2 separate regions of the Homo sapiens genome follow, and region 2 is linked to region 1. The links are chromatin contacts, found by Hi-C or POLR2A ChIA-PET in ENCODE. All regions are on one chromosome and are shown on one strand. The core of a region is the stretch at or near the end of the contact, and the rest is flanking DNA. Distances in the headings are between cores, read along the strand shown.

Region 1 (3,478 bases), core at 653-3,152:
TGGTTAGCATGGCCAGGGGCAAGGCAGGAGAGAAGCAGCAAGGAACACATACAGATGGTTGAAAATAAAAGTTTCAGTTATGGAATTTCCGATCAAGAGGTAAATACATATCTCAGCAGCCAGGGAGGTAAATTTGTACCAAGAGATAATTTGACTGAGAAGTTTAAGCTGACTTTTCCAGGTCAAGAAAAGAATCAAGAAGAAGTGAGGGAAGATAAAGCTACATTTATTCTACTATTGAGTTGGAAGGAGCCTTAAAGATCCTCGGTTCAAATGAGGAAACCAAGTCACAGAAAATGCAAACGACTTATGCAAAGTCACACAGAGTTAATAGTAGACCTGGGACTAAAATTCAGGTCTAACTCTTATCCCTTGTTTCCACTTCTACTTCCTACTTGCCACTGCTCATTTGGCAGTGAGGGGAGATTTCCCAAATTATAAGTGGTTTCACTGTGTCTTTCTTACCAGGCCGTAAGTTACTCTGGCCCCAAAGGACGCTCCTCTGAGTATGCTTTCCGACGGACCGACTTATCATGAATAGAGGGTCAAAGAACAGGGTTAACTTCAAGTTAGAGGCTATTCCTCTCTAACAAAGCCGCCCCCAAGCCACGAGTGGTGGCAGTAGTCCAGAGCAGAAGCCAGCCAGCCAGTCTTGGGGCTGCCATCTGCCCCAGGCGCCCATCCTAAGCAAAGTCCCCCCAGTGGGCACATGGGAGTGGGCAGGGAAGACACAGGGAAGGGAGTAAGGCAGCATCTGGGCCAAGGAGAGGCCTTCCTGGGTCAAGCTAGGGAAGGGCATCACTAGTTAACACAGAACGCCCATTATCAGTGCTTGGGCTAAGAGTTGCCCAGTGGCAAGTTTATCAAAAGTCTGTGTGATGAGTTGGTCCTTCTCAATAAGTGCCTATATTTCCTTCTCCCAAGTGCTGTTCTACTTCACCCAGGGCACCATTTCCTCATCTCTTTGCACCATCCCCAACCCCCTTTCTTGATTTAACCAGCCCCCACTGTCCGGGACCAGAGTGAAAGCGAAAGCGCTTTAGAGTAGCTTCCCGTTGACGCTTCCAGCTAAGAGTCAAAGCACCCGCTTTTTCCACCAGCCTCGCGTGCCTGTTCCCTTCACGGACACTCTAGACGACCCCCCTCAGAAAAGAAATACTCTATGCTCATTGCGGGTTGCAAGCGCTGGCTGCTACAGGCGACCTCCCTGCGCTCCCGTTGGTCTCTGCATTCACTTCTCCGCGCGCGCTTCCAGGGTCCCCTGGCCGCTGCATCTCCTCCACCCCTCTGCCAACCCTCAAGCCCAGACCCATTACCCCGGTGTGGACTTCTCCCGCCCGGGGTAAGTCCCCGGTTGGTGCTCCCGCCCGCAGCATCCCTGCAAGGCACCGCTCTCCTCGCCGCCTGGGGCACTGGTTTCCAACCTGGGACAGCGCACAACGCGCAGCCGACAGCCCCGCCCCTTCGCGGCGCCGCCAGGAGGCGCCTGGGTGCTGCGGGGCTGCTTTGCGCGCGGCGCTAACGTGTGTAGGGCAGATCTGCCCCGAGACAAGTGACGAGGCAGCCCCGCCCTGAGGCTGGGGTGGGAAAACTGGTGCAAGTGGAAAGGCAGGAGGCAGGGAGAGGCGAGAAGGGTGTGCGTGATGGAGAAAATTGGGCACCAGGGCTGCTCCCGAGATTCTCAGATCTGATTTCCACGCTTGCTACCAAAATAGTCTGGGCAGGCCACTTTTGGAAGTAGGCGTTATCTAGTGAGCAGGCGGCCGCTTTCGATTTCGCTTTCCCCTAAATGGCTGAGCTTCTCGCCAGCGCAGGATCAGCCTGTTCCTGGGACTTTCCGAGAGCCCCGCCCTCGTTCCCTCCCCCAGCCGCCAGTAGGGGAGGACTCGGCGGTACCCGGAGCTTCAGGCCCCACCGGGGCGCGGAGAGTCCCAGGCCCGGCCGGGACCGGGACGGCGTCCGAGTGCCAATGGCTAGCTCTAGGTGTCCCGCTCCCCGCGGGTGCCGCTGCCTCCCCGGAGCTTCTCTCGCATGGCTGGGGACAGTACTGCTACTTCTCGCCGACTGGGTGCTGCTCCGGACCGCGCTGCCCCGCATATTCTCCCTGCTGGTGCCCACCGCGCTGCCACTGCTCCGGGTCTGGGCGGTGGGCCTGAGCCGCTGGGCCGTGCTCTGGCTGGGGGCCTGCGGGGTCCTCAGGGCAACGGTTGGCTCCAAGAGCGAAAACGCAGGTGCCCAGGGCTGGCTGGCTGCTTTGAAGCCATTAGCTGCGGCACTGGGCTTGGCCCTGCCGGGACTTGCCTTGTTCCGAGAGCTGATCTCATGGGGAGCCCCCGGGTCCGCGGATAGCACCAGGCTACTGCACTGGGGAAGTCACCCTACCGCCTTCGTTGTCAGTTATGCAGCGGCACTGCCCGCAGCAGCCCTGTGGCACAAACTCGGGAGCCTCTGGGTGCCCGGCGGTCAGGGCGGCTCTGGAAACCCTGTGCGTCGGCTTCTAGGCTGCCTGGGCTCGGAGACGCGCCGCCTCTCGCTGTTCCTGGTCCTGGTGGTCCTCTCCTCTCTTGGTAAGGGGAACGCAGGGCAAGAGGGGAGGACACAAGGGGACTGGGACAGGAATCAAAGGTAATTGTCAGTAAGGTAGAGTAGCGTGGGTTCTGGGAAATGTGGAGCAGGAGAAGGACTCCTAGCGTGGGTCTTGGAACACCACTTCGGTGTAGAAGAAACGGCACTGGACTGGCGGGGGCCAGAGGTTCTGGGCTCCATTGCTGACCGGGTCTTGATTCTTTGGGCCACGCCGGAAGCGGGGAAATCCTTTGCTCTGGGGCCGAAGGGCGGGGCATCCTCATCTCTAACAGGAGGCTTTTCTACTTCATGATCTCCAGCCTTCCTAATAAAATCCTGAAAGTTCTGGTAGAGCAACCACAGGGTAGTGAGTTCCAGGGCAGCCTATTTAGGTTCGGGATTGAGACGTCAGTGTTTCCTTTCTGCTGATGCCCTCCAGGATAATGGTGAGGGGGAGGAGGCGTGGTGGGGCCAGTCTGACTGGAACTGACCTACTTAGACTTAATATTTGTGCGTGACCTCTCTTCTCTTTCTCCAGGGGAGATGGCCATTCCATTCTTTACGGGCCGCCTCACTGACTGGATTCTACAAGATGGCTCAGCCGATACCTTCACTCGAAACTTAACTCTCATGTCCATTCTCACCATAGCCAGGTCTGGGGGCTGAAAATGGGGCACCCTGCAAATGAGGGAGTTGGAAGTTGGGGCTGCTGTCCGAAATGCACTTATATGGGGATACCTGGGACCTTCAGTCTGTTCCCTGAACACACCCTGATCCCCTTTTTTTCCGGGTTCTTTATAGTGCAGTGCTGGAGTTCGTGGGTGACGGGATCTATAACAACACCATGGGCCACGTGCACAGCCACTTGCAGGGAGAGGTGTTTGGGGCTGTCCTGCGCCAGGAGACGGAGTTT
Region 2 (3,026 bases), core at 314-2,813, 460 kb after region 1:
GAACATACAAACAATAACCAAAACAAAACAAAGCAATACATTTCAGCACAAAATTGTCTGGAAGGCTGTGTACAAAACCGTATAGAAAAAGGAGGTTAACTACTGCATGTTCACACTTATAAGGGGGAGCTGATTGGTGAGAACACATGGATGCATGGCAGGGAACAACACACACTGGACACCTGTTGGGGGATGGGGGAGGGAGAGCATCAGGAAGAACAGCTAATGGATGCTGGGCTTAACACCTGGGTGATGGGATGACCTGTGCAGTAAGCCACCATGGCACATGTTTACCTATGTAACAAACCTGCACATCCTGCACATGTACCCCGGAACTTAAAATTGAAAGAAAAAAAAAGTGGGTTAGGCATAGTGGCTCCCAAGGAGCTTGTATTCTAGTAGAACATCAATTATTAACAAACAGGGCTGCATGATTTTTTTAGCACTTTAAACTTTAGTTTTACTTGGATTCTGGACAAAAGGAGTTTTGTCTGTATCTGTAATGCATCAAATTAATTGAATCTCCATACTTACATTTTGCTTCCTTCAGTCTCCATTGAAGTCAATTTTAGCTCTTAATTACCTATGTCAGGCAGGGCAAGCCAGTTTAAGATCTAATATGTGCACAGGTCACACACGGACAGGGAATAAAATCCTCATATGGATAAAGGAGATGAGGAAACAGTCTGTTTTATTAAGTAATTTACCGTAAGCCATGTGGATGCAGAAACAGCCCCAAACTAATCCCTAGTCCATTTTTTCTGATTCTTGTCTTCAGACTTTAATAGATACATAGGAGAGGAAAATAATATTGTTTTAGGTAAAATTACAGGACAAAGCAAACAAAATGCTGGAAATAACTGGGAGTCAACTGTTACCTGGAATGGAAGGTAATAATCTGAAAATTCAAATTGTGTTGACAGGGACTTTCCTCTCTACAAAGGTAGCTGGCAGTTTTCGGCCAATGACATAATGGGATGTTAACGCCTTTGGCCAGTGACTCTATGCAGAGAACCAACAATTTTATGCTTGTGTTTCTATTATAAATGATCACACCTTATGCAAAACCATTCTTATCATTTAACAGAAAAGGACGACACTTAATTTAGAATAGAGAAAAAATGGCACGGGCAGGGCCTGATGAGAATGGAAAATGTAATATAGCTTGGGCCCAGGAAAGCCCTCAGAGAACATCTTTCCCCACTTTGCACAGTGAGAGAATTAGACCCCTTTTTTACATTCATCATTGTTTCACAATTTGTACTTTGCCGACTTCCCCAATTATTGATCTTAAAATGTTAATTTTAATTTTCAAAATTATTTGAGGACATTCAACTGGTGTGTGTCTATAACTCCACCTATGTGGAGCATTGGGGAAATAAAATATAGCGGCTGGACCAGACTTACAAGGTACTATAAAGTCCACCTAGAGGAAAGCTTCTTCAAATATCATTACCAAAAGTCCACATGAGACATGTTTTTAAACCCCTCCCTATTACCACGTCAGAGGGTGGGGATGGCTCCAACGCCTTCAAGTCTCACAGGTCTGTGCACCTCTGCTCACGCTGCAGGGTCTTCCAGGCACTTAATGCAAACTATTTTGTTCAACTCTGAAACATTATGATTTTGGTAGTTGTATAGCAAATTTACAGTTTAAGAAACTGAGGCATTAAGAAGTAGTTTAAGACAGATTAAGAAGTAGTTTAAAATCATACAGAATTGAAGTGTTAGAAGAAAAACTTTAGACAGACTAAATTTAGCAGAGTCTAACTGAGAAAAGGATGACTCATAAACAAGCCATCCCTCAGAATCAGAACGGTTTCAGAGAATTCAAAGCAGCAATTTGGTCAGACAGCATTTATGGACAGAAAATGGAAATGAGGTACAGAAAACAGAAGTGAGGTACAGAGACAGCTCTATTGGTTGCAGCCTGGCGTTTGCCGATTTGAACAGGGTTTCAACAGTTGGCTGCCTGCAACTAACAGAAGTGCAGCAGCTGCTACTCAGCTATTTATTACAAAAGTGTACTCCTAAGTTAGCCTTAGCTCCTAAGTTAGGCTTATTCATAAAATAATTTTGCAATTAAAACTCTCAGAATAAAATGAGCAATTTATAAATTTGGCCCCAGGATGCCTCTGTACCTGAGTGCTTATGTAACAAACTGCAACCTAAGTTAGGCTTTCAGTAGTTGACGTACTAAGTTAAATTGCAGTTTGTTACATAAGGAGTCAGGTACAGAGGCATCTGGGGCCAAATTTATAAACTGTTCACTTTATTCTGGGTGTTTTTTGTTTGTTTGTTTTTAAAGTCTCGCTTTGTCACCCAGCCTGGAGTGCAGTGGCATGATCTCAGCTCACTGCAACCTCTGCCTCCCGGGTTCGAGCAATTTTTCCACCTCAGCCTCCTGAGTAGCTGGGATTACAGGCACCCACCATCATGCCCGACTAATTTTTGTATTTCTGTAGAGACGGGGTTTCACCATGTTGGCCAGGCTGGTCTTGAACTCCTGACCTCTGGTGATCCACCCGCTTCGGCCTCCCAAAGTGCTGGGATTATAGACTTGAGCCACCACACCCAGCCTATCTGGGAGTTTTAATTGCAAAATTATTTTATTATTGGTCTGTAAACTGAAAAAAATACAGGTAGAAGCAGGTAGGGATTCAATTACTGTTTTACTCAGACTGACACACATCATGGAATGATTCCTCCTTAAAGAAGAGCAACCTCTATTCTGAGTCCATGAAACCCCCACCTCACCTAAGGATGACCCTGAGCCTCACAGCAACCCTGGGATGCTCATGGTTTCTAAACTCCAATGGAGCTGTTCTTAGAGATGACATTATTGGTTCCATTTTGATTCTTTCATTGTGTTTTGTCCACTCTATTTAACAGCTTCTTTAAAAGTGAATGGACCTTCCCAGCCCATCCTCGTCAGAGTGGGAGAAGATATACAGCTAACCTGTTACCTGTCCCCCAAGGCGAATGCACAGAGCATGGAGGTGAGGTGGGACCGATCCCACCGTTAC

What was found. A loop is a pair of places that touch in the nucleus more often than their neighbours do. ChIA-PET counts read pairs that join two places held with the same protein, here RNA polymerase II (POLR2A). Pooled maps may share reads with other maps.
Region 2: a loop to region 1 is called in a pooled map, with 8 times the contacts of the local background. The contact joins the enhancer-like site here to the promoter of TAP1 in region 1. A Hi-C loop is called at or near these places in 1 of 168 maps with a recorded cell type or tissue (CD14-positive monocyte) and 3 of 50 pooled maps. POLR2A ChIA-PET finds 5 or more read pairs at or near these places in 2 of 52 experiments (K562 and OCI-LY7).

Annotation. Positions count from the first base shown.
Region 1 is chr6:32,852,128-32,855,605 of GRCh38, reverse strand. TAP1 (transporter 1, ATP binding cassette subfamily B member) reads left to right here and starts at 1,902. Exons shown (of 11, transcript NM_000593.6): 1 at 1,902-2,567; 2 at 3,104-3,218; 3 at 3,367-3,478. The coding sequence starts at 1,970. PSMB9 (proteasome 20S subunit beta 9) reads right to left here and starts at 1,414. Exons shown (of 6, transcript NM_002800.5): 1 at 1,317-1,414. The coding sequence starts at 1,376.
Region 2 is chr6:32,396,253-32,399,278 of GRCh38, reverse strand. It overlaps BTNL2 (butyrophilin like 2), which reads left to right. Exons shown (of 8, transcript NM_001304561.2): 5 at 2,893-3,026. The region is part of intron 2 of TSBP1-AS1 (TSBP1 and BTNL2 antisense RNA 1); the gene reads right to left. Among named protein-coding and RNA genes, the nearest start is that of HCG23, 7.3 kb to the right of the region's middle. Within about 2 kb of position 1,563, at least 2 of the 41 ENCODE cell types and tissues checked have a DNase peak (open chromatin) inside an H3K27ac peak, as active enhancers do; they include OCI-LY7, where a contact is called at or near this core.